Regions from separate parts of the Homo sapiens genome. Here region 2 is linked to region 1. A link is a contact called in ENCODE Hi-C or POLR2A ChIA-PET data. All regions are on one chromosome and are shown on one strand. Each heading gives the region's core, a stretch centred on a gene start or an enhancer-like site at or near the end of the contact. The rest is flanking DNA. Distances are from core to core; before and after follow the strand shown.

Region 1 (6,763 bases), core at 2,633-5,132:
GGGGCTGGGTGAACCAAGACAAACTCCTGCAAGAAAGATAGGATATCTTTTCACGTGGACATGAATGGATAAACAAATCAAGCACTTAGTACTATTCTTACTACTAGGAATGTAACAGAAAAAAAGACAGAGAACATCCCATCCCATGGAGAACTCTTAGCTAGTGGGAGAGAGACAACAGCAAACAATTAGAACACGGTGCCGTCAGTCTACACTGCAGCAGGGGGAGGAGGAGGGAAGAGCTGGGCTAGGCCAGGCCTACTATATACCTCTGAGGCATCACAGAAGGAGCTGCAAGGGGTGAGACTGCAGCACAAAGGCCCACTTCCTCTTGTGACAACAGTGGACCTTTGAGACTGAGATGCCTGGAGCATTTCAGGTGCTGCTCTGAGTGGGACAATCCACTCCCTAATCTTGTGTTTATATTTTGCTGGTTCTGTAATTAAAGCAAAGTACAAGCAAGTTTGGCTGAGTACAAATCCACAATCATGCAAGCCCAAGGAACTGGGCCAGGCATGGCGTCAAGAGCACGTTGGAAGGTACCTAAGCCACCCAAAGTATGGGGACTCAGCTCCCCAGAAGACACAAAGCTTAAGCTGAAAACTTAAACAGAACTAGCCAGGTGAGGCAGGAGAAGGAGATGGAGGGGTAAAGACTGTTTGAGAAGCAGGAAGGAGGGAATGTGAAAGCCTGGAGAAGAGAGAGAGAGCATAGAATGTGCAAAATTCTGAAAGAAATCCTGTGTGGCTTGGCAGATGGAGAACTAGGTGGAGAATGCTGGAGAACTATAGCAAGAGTCTTACAGGCATCACAAAATCAACAATGTGGCTTTCTTCTATGGGAGAGGGCAAAGCATTGAAGGGTCTTATTTATGGAAGTGACACATGGGATATGCATTTTAGGATGTGCACCCTGGCTTCAGTGAGGATAGATTAGTGGGTCTGCAGAAAGATCCCACTAATCAGTTAGAAAGATAGGCAATGACACAGTGTTGCAGTGGCCACCATCAACTCTTTCTCTCCCTACATGCACATGACAAGAAATGAAACCTAAAATTCCTCCGCTTGAATCGGGGCTGGCCTTAGGAAGTGCTTGAACCAGTAGAATGTGGCAGAAGAAGTGACATTCTGGGATTTCCAATGCGAGGTCATAGAAAGTGTTGTGGCTTCTGCCTGGATCTCTTGGAACGTTCATTCTCTGGACACTTCCCCAAGGAATCCAGCCATTCCCCAAAGGAATTGAGCCTTCTTGAGCTGCAAGAAGCTCAAGTCACATATGGAGGTTCCTTTGAAGATCCTTTAGGTGGCAGCTCTAGCTGAATTCCTAGTAAGCAGTCAATGGTAACTTAACTGACATGTGAGCGTCACATCTTGGATGTCCAACTCAGGCGAGCTCTCAGATGACTCCAGTGGACTGCAACCCTATGAAAGCCCTCCATTAAGAGTTCCCTGGGCTGGGTGTGCTGGCTCACATCTGTAATCCCAACACTTTGCTGAGGTGGCAGGATCGCTTGAGCCAAGGAGTTGCCTGGGCAACATAGGGAAACCCCATCTTTACAACAATTTCAAAAATTAGCTGGGCTTGGTGGCATGCTCCTATAGTCCCAGCTACTCAGGAGGCTGAGGCAGGAGGATTGCTTGATCACAGGAGGTCAAGGTTGCAGTGAGCTGTGATGGTGCCACTGCATACCAGTTTGGGTGACAGAGTGAGATCCTGTCTCAAAAACAGTAACAACAACAACAAAAAAATTCCCCAGCTGAGCCCAGGCAGCCCACGGAACTGAGAGAGAATATGAAATCACTGTTTTAAGCCATCAGTTTGGGGGCAGTTTATTATGCAGCAATAGATAACCAACATGCCAGTTAAGAGAGAACAATAGCTATGTGTGTCTGGGCTCTCCAGAAAAATACAATCAACAGTCTATCATCTATCTATCTATCTTATATCTGTATTATCTATCTATGTATGTCTCTATGTATCTTTGTATCTATGTATTTATGTATCTATCTATCGATCTATCGAGACTTAAGAATTGGTCCACACAATTGCAAGGGCTAGCACATCTAAAATCTGTAGGGTAAGCCTGCAGGTTGGACATCCAGGCAGGAGTTGATTCTGCAATCTTGAAGCAGAAATACCTCTTCTCTGGGACACCTCAGTTTTTGCTCTTAAGGCCTTTAATTGATTGAGATGAGACCCACCCACATTATCAACGGAAAGCGCCTTTACTTAATGTCAATTGATTGTTGACGTTAACCACATCTACAAAATACATCACAGCAACACTTAGATTAGCATTTGATTAAATCACTGGGTACTATAGCCTAGCCAAGTAGACACATACAATTAGCCATCCCAGTAACCCAGACCAGAGATGGGTGGTGAGATTGCAAAAGGATAGATTTAAAACATTAGGGTGTGAGACTTTAGCAAAAGTTTGGCGATGGACTAGAAATGGACACTGAAGGAGAAGACAGCAAGGGTCATGCAGGGCTTTCTGATTCAGGCCACTGGGAGAAGGATGCTGACTTCTCTGACACACAGAGTAGCGTAAACGAGAGGGGAGAGGGCAATGATAATAATGAAGGTGGTGACCTGTTGTGGTTTTAATTCATGCTAAGACTTGTAAAGAAAAAAAAAACGGGATCACGTTGCAGAATCGGAGTGAGATTGTGAAAAAGCAGGACTGTGAAATCTTTGGAAAGAAGTAAGGGGTGCACCCATCCGGCTGCCTTCAGGTGCCATTTGCAATGAGCATAAAGCTGTGACAGAAGTGACTTGCAAGGATCCCTCCAGGGGTCTAATTGCAAGAGTGTCCTTTGCCTGCCAAAGCGGGTGGATCACGAGGTCACGAGATCGAGACCATCCTGGCTAACACAGTGAAACCCTGTCTCTACTAAAAATACAAAAAATTAGCCGGGCGTGGTGGCACGTGCCTGTAGTCCCAGCTACTTGGGAGGCTGAGGCAGGAGAATCGGAGGCTGAGGCAGGAGAATCGCTTGAACCCGGGAGATGGGGGTTGCAGTGAGCCGAGATTGCGCCACTGCATTCCAGCCTAGGCGATGGTGAGACTCTGTCTCAAAAAAAAAAAAAAAAAAAAAATTAAAGCTGATTGTGAATTGCTAAGTGTGAAAAACACAAGTTCTAAAAATACAAAATCAACAGTTAAGATGAATGTTAAGATTTCAGAATATATTTTAATTTGCAGACAAAAAAAAAATCTAGGTCACTGCTATTATTGTTCAATGTGTGAAGAAGAAAATGTAAAGAAACCAATTTTCGTTGACGGATTATAAACTTTTATTCAGTTAGATATTTTTAGGGAAGGAAAAGGGAAGAGTAGGAACCTTTTTTTTTTTTTTTTTGCAGACTTTGGCAACATATTGAGAGCCTGAATTAACACTGAATCCTATGAAAACAGTTTTGTAATTATAATGCTGAATCAGTCTTATGTGTAATTACACCAATATGCTACTCTGTGAAACATTTCTTAAGGGAAATGTTCGTGGTATATTTTGTATTTATGCCACTGTCTTTTATAAAAGGTCTCATTATTTCATGAACTTCAATTTACCAGGCCAAGTCCTAACTGTAGGCTTAGGCAAGGGCCAGCAATGCACGTATATTTCAAGGAGCTTCGTCTGTGCTCTGAGAAACTGTGTCTTGCACAGGTGGAGAAACAGGTAGGCAGTTCAGTTCTGCTCATGGCCATTTAGTGAGGCGGGTTCACATACCTAAAGGGGCCCTAACTGCTCCCAGAAAGCCAGCGCGCATCTCAGGCATTGTTCCAGGACGGCTCCCACGGTTCGCTGTGGAATTCATCATCTTCCGCTTTTTGGCTTCAGTCCCACACTCAGCTTCTGTTTTTGCCTGGCCTCTGGGAACTGCTTTTGGCTTCTGGCTCCCTTCCAAATCCTAACTTTTCATCTATGCCCTTAGGCTTCACCCAGCAGAATCTCAAATAAGAATGATCCTTCCTACCCTGGGTTCCTCAGCCCTTACTTAGCCCTAGTCAAGGGCTAAGTAATCGGGGCGGGGCGGGGCGGGAAGCGTAACTCTTGGCTCTGCCTGTACTCGAGCTGATTAATTTTCAGGGAATTCAGAGCGATTCCTGATTAGACCTCAGAGCACGTGGTTTGACCGGCCATCTGGAAAGGGAGGGACAAGCCACAGACAGTTCATATAAAGGTAAATCCTTTTCTACGGAAAATAATGCACAGAAAGACGATAACCTAGAAAGTTGAAGTTTAATACTTTCTGCTTGGTGTGACCTACTTTCCATCATGAAAAGACCAAAGAAAGTTCAAACAGAACGAACTGAACAGGAAGAGTTGGTCCTTACCAAGAACGTGGTATAATCCATATGAAATGATCACAAAAGCAAAACTGGGGTTTATAATTGTTTACACATCCCCCTAGGCAGAGGACTGGAACAGAAACTATTATAGCATTATTGCTCCATCACAGACTTGCTGTATTTATTGCAGATACCAAGAGTTTAAACTAGTTAGTAAAATATTAATTGTAAGCCAGAAAAATGATATTAAACTGGAAATAATCAGAATAGCTACCATGTACTGAGATTCTAATATATAACGGACTCTGTACTGAGCATTTGACATATTGAATATTCATAAAAACTCACAGAGGTTAAGTATTGCTCCATTTTACTGATAAAGACACTGGCTAGGAAAACTGGCTTAGCCTAATAAGAATAAAGACGTTGCCATAAATAACCAGCGGCAAAGGTAAAATGCTGCCTTTAAGATGTTCTAGTAGTAACTTATTCACTTACAGGGGAGACCAAATTTAAAAGAAAATGAAAGATTAGGGATAACAAACAAGAAACATCAATAATAAAATGCCTGAAACAAACAAGACACATGGAGTCAACTTAAAGCTGAGCCTAGAAACCAGACTGTACTCCCCAGCCCTTTCCAACTCCTAGTTCCTATAGTGAGTCTTGACCTATTTTCTGAACCACCTAGAAAGATCCTTTGTTCTTCCTGATGCATTACATAAAACACATGACTCAGATTAACCAGGTCTGTAAATTAAATAAACACACACACACACACACATACACACACAAATGAAAATGTATTAATCGTGGCTAGTGTAATGAAGGTGAATTTCAGGATAATACATCAGCAATGACTTAATCAGGTTGTCCAGGGAAGGCTTCCTTGAGGAAGGGATAACTGGTTCTAAACTGGTTGGGACAGGGGTGGAAGTGGTTGGAGCGATGTGGCCAAAGTCCGTAGTCCCTCCAGTTATTGGGCAAGAAGTAGATGAGAAGGATTCATCGTGGTTCATGGTGACCAGTTTGAAGGTCATGGAATAAGTAGAAGGTACTATGAAAGAGTAGGTATAGACAGCTCCTTCCAGGATTTGGCTGTGTCGTGGAGGACAAAGCATCTTTGAGTATTTAAGAAATGAAACAAAAAATAAAATCGAGATGGCATGCTGACATACTGTGATTTTAGAATCGACTGGCTCACAATGAATGCTTGCTTCACACCAAAGGAGTAGTTTATGTTATTAAGAAAACAGTGATCTAGCCCCAGCTACTCAGAAGGCTGAGGCGGGAGGATCGTTTGAGTCCAGGAGTTCGAGACCAGCCTGGGCCACATAGTGAGACCCTATCTCAACAAAACAAAACAAAACAAAAATGATCTAAGAAATCCAGTGATTTAGGGATTCCAAAGGCAGGAAAACATTCCATTTCAGCCCCAATAGATTGGAGGAAAATTAAGAGCTTCAAATAGACACCACCTTTTTTTTTTTTAGCAACACTTCTATACCTCAGTTAAAATAGAGTTGTCTATTGAACTAGCCACTTGGTACATTGGGAAAAATCCCAGCAACCTACAGGGGAGCTGTCTGTAGTCTGTGTGATCATCAGGCTGACATCACACTGACAGGTAAGATACGGCCATTGATAGTTATCCCTGCTTCAGGTTAATCCATGACACTAATCTCAGAGTAGAGTTTGATCTTCAAACTAGGGCTCCCTCAAAAAATTGGGAAGGTGGCATGACCTGTACATTTAGAATCAGAAAGTCAGACATCAGTGATTGCCCCTTAATGAATCTAGTGAGATACAAAATGGAAGACATGGTATTCAGAAAAGCCAAGAATATTACGAGACCTCAATAACTGGAGAAGCCTCATTTCATCATCTTGCCACTTTTCCCTTTCCCTGAAACTGCTGAGTGTTCCCTGCCCCCACCCCAGCATCTCTCTTCTAATTGCTCTACTGGGCTTCTCAGTCCATGTCTTCATCACTTCACACCTGGCCTAGTGCAGAAGAGGCCACCTGTCCTATCTATCCTGCACAAGTCTACTGCACTAATCATTTTGACATGTGATGGCAGAGGCAGCAATGGATATTGAGAATTCCAAGACTAGATATCCAGTTCCTTCATTTACTAGTGATGACACCTTGGAAAATTCATCTCAATTCTCTGAACCTCTACCTCTTCATTTGTTAAATGGGGTTAAAAAAAAAGTTAAATTTCTTCCAGGATAAAAGTAAAAAAAAATTTTAGTACTGTAACCAGGACATCTATATTTAACCTTCATTTTATGTTAAATTATTCCACCATCACATACTAGATGAAACCCAAACTCCTAGGGCCCCACATAACATGACAGCTAAAGAAAGAAAATGAATAAATACCCAAAGGAAATGAAATCAATATGTTAAAAAGATACCTACACTCCCACGTTTACTACAGCATGATTCACAATAGCCAAGATG
Region 2 (6,721 bases), core at 1,514-4,013, 80 kb after region 1:
TGTCCTCTTCTGCCCTGCTGTGAACATGTGGGACTAATACATTGCCATCCATCTCCTTATCTAGTGCTGGGTGTCATGTGTCTAGGTATCCCCATAATCCTGGGGTGAGAATCTCCCTTTACCAATGGGGTGACTAGGAGGCAATTAAAACAGATACATAAGGAAATGCATGTCATAAAATGCATGCTATCTAGCAAGTTTTTACATGGCTAACTGAGAAACTGCAGCAAAAAACGGTGTGGAGAGTTCTGGGAGCCAGTGAGAACCAGCTTCAGAGATACCCAAGTGGGAAAAAGAGCTGGCGTTTTTAAAAGCCAACACTTGTCAGTCATTAATTGAAGGCTGCTCCCAGGGACATTAATTCTCCCACATCTCAAGGAAAGTGGTTCAGCCAGCCAGAGAAAGCCCTCAAGCAAAGAAATGTTCAGGCTGGCAGGTGGAAGTTGACTTGCAAGCACTTTCGTTGTAAGACCTGAGGGGCTACGGGCTGAGCCTGGCTGCTACAATGTAAAAGCGTGGTGGTCTTTTAGACCAAAATCCTGTCCCTTCTTGATATTTTCCACAAAATTCATGGATCTACTGGCAGAAAGACTTCATCTTTTGGTACAGAAAAAGTTCTATGCACGGGGCCAGGCGCAGTGGCTCACGCCTCTAATCCCAGCACTTTGGGAGGCAGAGGTGGGTGGATCACTTGAGGCCAGGAGTTCAAGACTAGCCTGGCCAACATGGTGAAACCCTGTCTGTCCTAAAAATACCAAAATTAGCCAGGCATGGTGGTGTGCACCTGTAGTCCCAGCTACTTGGGAGGTTGAGACAGGAGAATAATAGCTTGAACCCGGAGGCGGAGGTTGCAATGAGCTGAGATCGCACCACTGCCCTCCAGCCTGGGAGACAGAGCAAGACTGTGTCTGAAAAAAAAAAAAAAAGTTCTGTGCATGAAAGGGGGAAAGGGGGATAAAGAAAAAACAGAGAAAAATGTTCAATGCCACGGTCTGATGATCAAAGATACTGCTAATACCTCCAGCATTGAGGAATGAGAGTTCTCAGATGTTAGCATGTATCAAAGTCATTAGGAGGGACTGGGTTTCAACTGGAGGGTCTCTCATTAAGTCTTCTGGGGTGAGATCTGAGAATCTGTATTTCTAAGGAGTTCCCTGGTGCTGCCAATGCTGCTGGCCTGGGGACCACACTTGGCTCTAGGCCAAGGTTCTACAACCAAAGGTTTTCAGATGTAGAGCGATGGAGACCTGATGGAGACCTGGGATGGGGATGTGACAGAGTCAGAATGATTCCAGAAGAGGCCTCTTCAAAGTGCGCTGCACCATCACAGCATGAGCCGAAGCCATAGAACAATCAGCAGCTTTGTCTTTGCTGCCTCACAGTTACAGAGGAGAAGGTGATGGGATTTCCTTTCTATAGATCAAGGTCACGGAGACAGTCAAGTGAAAACAAGAACTTGAGGATGGCAGCTGAATGTGAATTCAGCCAAAGTCCTGATATACATGGACATTCTTCTCCAGGGACAGTATGACAAGGGGTTTCCAAAAAAGACAATATTGAGAACTGAAGTCAGACTCAGTCTCACAGAGGCAATCATTGGACACTTGCCTGTTGATAAGGCGATGCCTTGCACTTCGTCCTTTATTCCTGAAGGAGCAGGAGCAATGGCCTATCAGAAATGGCCAGGTATCTTGGATTCATGGAAACACACTTGCTGATGAAAAGAGGACAGCCCTGACTAGCACTTTCTCTTTTTGCCTCTGAGTTTGAGTAGGCAAGAAGTACACAAGAGTCCTTCTATTTGTATGAAGAAAAAGAAACAAGATCATCGTGTTTATTGTCAGAGCATTTTGAGACATTGTTTTGACTTCATTTTAAGCCCTGTTAACTTTTAGTCTTATCTCTAGCAGATTTCCTCACTAAAGTGAGTGACCAAATCTCCCTCAATGCCCATTTCTTTAAATGCTATCGCATAAAACCTGGAACATGTATTCCATAGGTTGCTTTGATGATAAGCAGATAATATGTGCCAAGCACCCAGCTGGGTGTGTCCTGGTGCAGCCGCCATCGGCCCTTCCCCTCCCCTCCCCACACTCTGGCCCTCCTTAGTTGTCTTGCTGATGGCTTCCTGTCTGTAGAGCACATTACAAACCCTAATACTTTCATTCATTCACTGATGTAGCAAATGCTTATTTTTATTTGATATATGACCCTCCATAAATGCTGGAGATACAAAAATGATGGGTAGTCCCTGCTGTTGCATTGTTCTCAATCTACCCTAGAAGTGGGCAAATAAAGTCAGTCGACACTGGCGTCATACTGACCTATGTGGAGAAACACACAGGGAGAAAGTTACAGAGAGGAGAGGCCGTTGGAAGGGCTTCCCGAGGAAAGCAGCCGCTGAGCTGTGTCTCCAGGGAGGAGCTAAGCAGCCGGCTAGGTAGAAGAGGAGGCGGCCAAGCAGAAGGAACAGCAAGTAAAAGGGCGCAGAGGCCAGACAGAAGAATGTGTCTGAATTGATAGAAAAGGGGACAGGAAGGTGAAGAGCAGTGCCAAGAAGCAGAGGACAGCCACAGAGCTGGCATCGTGTGATGCGGAAGGCATGGTCAAATTCGAGGAAGCAAGTAATACAAGGATAGATGCCTGTTGGCTATGTTGCCGACCATCTCGGCAGAAAGCCTGCTGGGAGAACAGTAGGTGGGGCAGAAGTCAGTCCATGATAACCTGAGATATGAATGGGGGTTGAACGCTGTCAACATGTTATGTGGCTTTTGTGGCCTGAGCTGCACCGCCACACCCCCTTCCTGTTGTGTGTGGGGATTCATGATGATATTAGTAGCACATACAGTAAGCGGGATCTGGGGCTTCATTTAACATCTTGTGTTTCGTTCTGTAGTGCCCCCTCCTCCTGTTGGTTTATATCTAGTATTAGTAGATATATCTCTTTAAAACTTGGTTTCATATTTTGGACTACATCAATTACCCTTACAATTTATGATCGCTTATTCATTTATACTGCCAGTTTTTCACTTTAGGGATATAATAGATCATCACCACGACTAACCCCACCACCAGCACCCCCACATACTCCTCAGTACTTTTTCTACCTTTTATTTCTATTTTTCTTTTCTGTTTTCGAGGCAGGGTGTCACTCTGTTGCCCAGGCTGGAGTGCAGTGGCATGAATTCAGCTTTTCTTTTACTTGCTGTTCCTTCTGCTTGGCCGCCTCTTCCTCCACCTGGATGGTTGCTTAGCTCGTCCCCGGAGACACAGCTCAGCGGCTGCTTTTCTCGGGAAGCCCTTCCAACTGCCTCTCCTCCCTTTCACTTTCTCCCTGTGTGTTTCTCCCTGTGTGCCCATGAAATCTTCAACTCCCACCTCCCGGGCTCAGGTGATCCTGTCACCTCACCCTCCTGAGAATACCTGGGACTACAGGTGCATGCCACCGTGCTCAGCTAATTTTTGTATCTTGTGTAGAGATGGGGTCTCACTATGTTGCCCAGGCTGGTCTTGAACTCCTAGGCTCAAGCGATCTGACCGCCTCAGCCTCCCAGAGTGTCAGGATTACAGGCGTGAGCCACAATGCCTGGCCTTACTTTTTCAACTTCTATTTGTACTTCACGTTTTACCATTTGGAGCTTCATTTAGCATCTGGTACCTTCTTCTATAGCATCTCTTCTCTTCCAAATATTTATATTCTTTGTTAAAATTTTTTTATTTCAATAGTTTTTGGGGTACAAGTGTTTTTTTGTTACATGGATGAATTGTACAGTGGTGAATTCTGAGATTTTAGTGCACCCATCGCCGGAGCAGTGTACATTGTACCTATGTGTAGTTTTTTGATCCCTAGCCCTCCTCCCATCTTCCCCTTTCTGAGTCTCTAAAGACCATTATATGCACCCTGTATGCCTCTGCATACTCATAGCTTAGCTCCCATTTATAAGTGAGGATATACAGTTTTTGATTTTCTACTCCTGTGTTACTTCATTAAGAATAATGGCCGCCAGCTCCATCCAGGTTGCTGCAAAAGACATTATTTTGTTTCTTCTTATGGCTGGGTAGTATTCCATGGTGTATATACACCACATCTTCTTTATCAACTCATTGGATGGGCACTTACGTCAGTTCCACATCTTTGCAATTGTGAATTGTGCTACTATAAACGTGTGTGCATGTGTATTTTTCATATAGATTTCTTTTCCTTTGGCTAGATACCTGATAGTGGGATTGCTGGATTGAATGGTAGATCCACTTTTAGTGGAATCTTCACGCTGTTTTCCATAAAAGCTGTACTAATTTGCATTCCCACCAGCAGTGTCTAAGTGTTCCCTTTTCCCCATCCTCGCCAACATCTGTTGTTTTTGACTTTTTAATAATGTCCATTTTTTTTGCCAGAGTAAGGTGGTATCTCACTGTGGTTTTAATTTGCATTTCCCTGATGATTAGTGGTGTCAAGCATTTTTTCCTATGTTTGTTGGCCATTTGTATATCTTCTTTTGAGAACTGTCTATTCATGTCCTTTGCTCACTTTTTGATGGGATTATTTTTCTCTTGCTGATTTGTTTGAGTTCCTCGTAGATTCTGGATTCTAGCCCTTTGACAGATGCATAGTTTGCAAATATTTTCTCCCATTCTGTGGGTTGTCTATTTGCTCTGCTGATTATTCCTTTTATGTTCTTATTAAGGTTACGTGAAAGACTTGCTCAGTGTGATCTGGGGCTCCCTCTTGTGGCAGACAGTGGCCCAAAGCCATTCCCAAACCCCTTTCCTTTCCCTGCCTTCAATACACAGGCACCAAGCGAGACATTTATATTTCTAGACTTCCAGAAGCCAAGGCTGAGCATGTGACACTTATGGCTAAAAAGATTTAGGCAGAAATCTTTGAGTAGGGATTTCCTTTTCAACTACAAAGGCAAAGCCTCATTAGGAAGAAGCCCTTTGCTCTCGTCCTTTTTTCTCTTCTCAACTGTGATGCAGACTGCCCCAAGGGCTGCCACCTTTGGCCGACATGAGGATGAGAACTAGCCGCTGAGGATGGCTGGAAGTCACCTGAGGATCAGGTAGCTCCCACCCCGAGATGGAGGGTAAGGGAAAGAAAGTCAGGGCAGGTCTTTTGAACCACATTTGTAACATTTATATAAAAGAAATTTCTTCACAGTGCTGTTTTAAAAGTATTTTAAGCACATCATTTCAAAGTGTGACCGGAATAATGATATACCAATTTGAAAGCAGTTATTTTAGTGAATAAAAGTTTCGTTTTAAGGGGGGGGAAAGGGTGTGACTGTAATATAGATTTATTTGGATTTCTGAAAAATATAGCCCGCCTGGGCTATGGTAGAAAAAGCATAAACTGTTAGAACAACAACGCAGAGCCCGCTGGAAAAACAAGGAAAGAATTCAGAAAGCCAGCGTGAGATCCTCTCTGTCCTAAAAACAACCCTGCGGGAAGGCGTCCTGGGTTCAAGTCCCAAGTTGTATACTTACTAACTGTGTGACCTTAGGCAAATCACTGCAATTTCTCTGTGCCTCATGGTCTTCGTTTGGAAAAAAAAAAAAAAAAAGGAATTTGCCCAACAAATAGTCAGTTTCTACTATATGCCATTATTATTCCAGGCACAACAGTAAATGAAACAGACAAACATCTCTGTCCACATGGAGCTCGCTGCCTAGTAGGAGGAGATAGATAAGAACAAGTACTGTGAAATATATGTGGTGTCATATGGTGAAAAGTGGTACAGGAAAAAATAGGGCAAAGAAAGAGGAAGCGGAAAGTAGGGATAGGAGTGGAGGCTGAAGGGAGAGACAGCCGGAAGCCGGAAGCCGAAAACCGGAAGCAAGAAGTAGACTAGGTGGGTATCTGGGGGATGCTCATGAAAGACCCTTAGTCCAGGAAGAGAACACTGTTGGAGACAAGGCGCCAGAGCATACTATGTTCTAGAAATAACTGGAAGTTCCATGCAGCTGGAACACAGTGAGCAAGTAGAATTGAAAGAGATGAAGTCAGAGAAGCAGTGGGGACCAGATTTTTTAATGACTCACCAGCCTCGGAAAGGACTTCAGCTTTCACTGAGTGAACTGAGGAGTCACTGGAGGAGAGGACAGGATGGAGTTTGTATTTAAAAGGACCACTTAGTGTGCTGTTTTGAGAATAGATTCTGGAAGGGGACACTAGTTCTGAGGCAATTACAACAATCCGGGCAGACAGGAGGAGAAGGTCCTTTTCCACCCCACGCATTTGCCGTGATGTAATGCGTACGAATGTGAATTTCAAGAGACTACCTGCGTTTATGATACATTATTATTGCCAGTTTATGACCTTTATGCTAAAAACATGCTAGCAGGAAAAAATATAGCCAACAAATGCAGTTGCATATGAGTTCACAGACAATGATAAACACACTTTTCAGCTTTTCAAAGAGTTGACACCAAATTGGTGTCTGATTTAGATCCTGCTTAATGGCTCAAGGAAACAGATGAGTGAGACCTGTTAAAGCAAACTAAATATGGCCTGAGGACTCCGTACTTCTATATTTGGGTCCTTGTGGACGAACTGTAACCTAGCTTAATAGTCAGACAAGATTGAAAAGCTAACTTAGAAGTATGTGCCTATAACAATAGCTGAGTTTTGGCCAATCCCAGCGGCCATACTTCAACGACTCATAGACTGCTAAGTGTTCAAACTGTGTTCAAATAAGACAAACGCCAACCTGTAACCAACCCA

What was found. A loop is a pair of places that touch in the nucleus more often than their neighbours do. ChIA-PET counts read pairs that join two places held with the same protein, here RNA polymerase II (POLR2A). Pooled maps may share reads with other maps.
Region 2: a loop to region 1 is called in a map of heart right ventricle, with 2.5 times the contacts of the local background. The contact joins two enhancer-like sites. A Hi-C loop is called at or near these places in 5 of 168 maps with a recorded cell type or tissue (Caco-2, PC-3, PC-9 and 2 more) and 4 of 50 pooled maps. POLR2A ChIA-PET finds 5 or more read pairs at or near these places in 1 of 52 experiments (activated CD4-positive, alpha-beta T cell).

The regions. Positions count from the first base shown.
Region 1 is chr10:17,344,874-17,351,636 of GRCh38, forward strand. The region is part of intron 4 of ST8SIA6 (ST8 alpha-N-acetyl-neuraminide alpha-2,8-sialyltransferase 6); the gene reads right to left. Among named protein-coding and RNA genes, the nearest start is that of ST8SIA6-AS1, 39 kb to the right of the region's middle. Within about 2 kb of position 3,883, at least 15 of the 41 ENCODE cell types and tissues checked have a DNase peak (open chromatin) inside an H3K27ac peak, as active enhancers do; they include heart right ventricle, where a contact is called at or near this core.
Region 2 is chr10:17,426,193-17,432,913 of GRCh38, forward strand. All of the region lies in intron 2 of ST8SIA6 (ST8 alpha-N-acetyl-neuraminide alpha-2,8-sialyltransferase 6), which reads right to left. Among named protein-coding and RNA genes, the nearest start is that of ST8SIA6, 25 kb to the right of the region's middle. Within about 2 kb of position 2,764, at least 4 of the 41 ENCODE cell types and tissues checked have a DNase peak (open chromatin) inside an H3K27ac peak, as active enhancers do; they include heart right ventricle, where a contact is called at or near this core.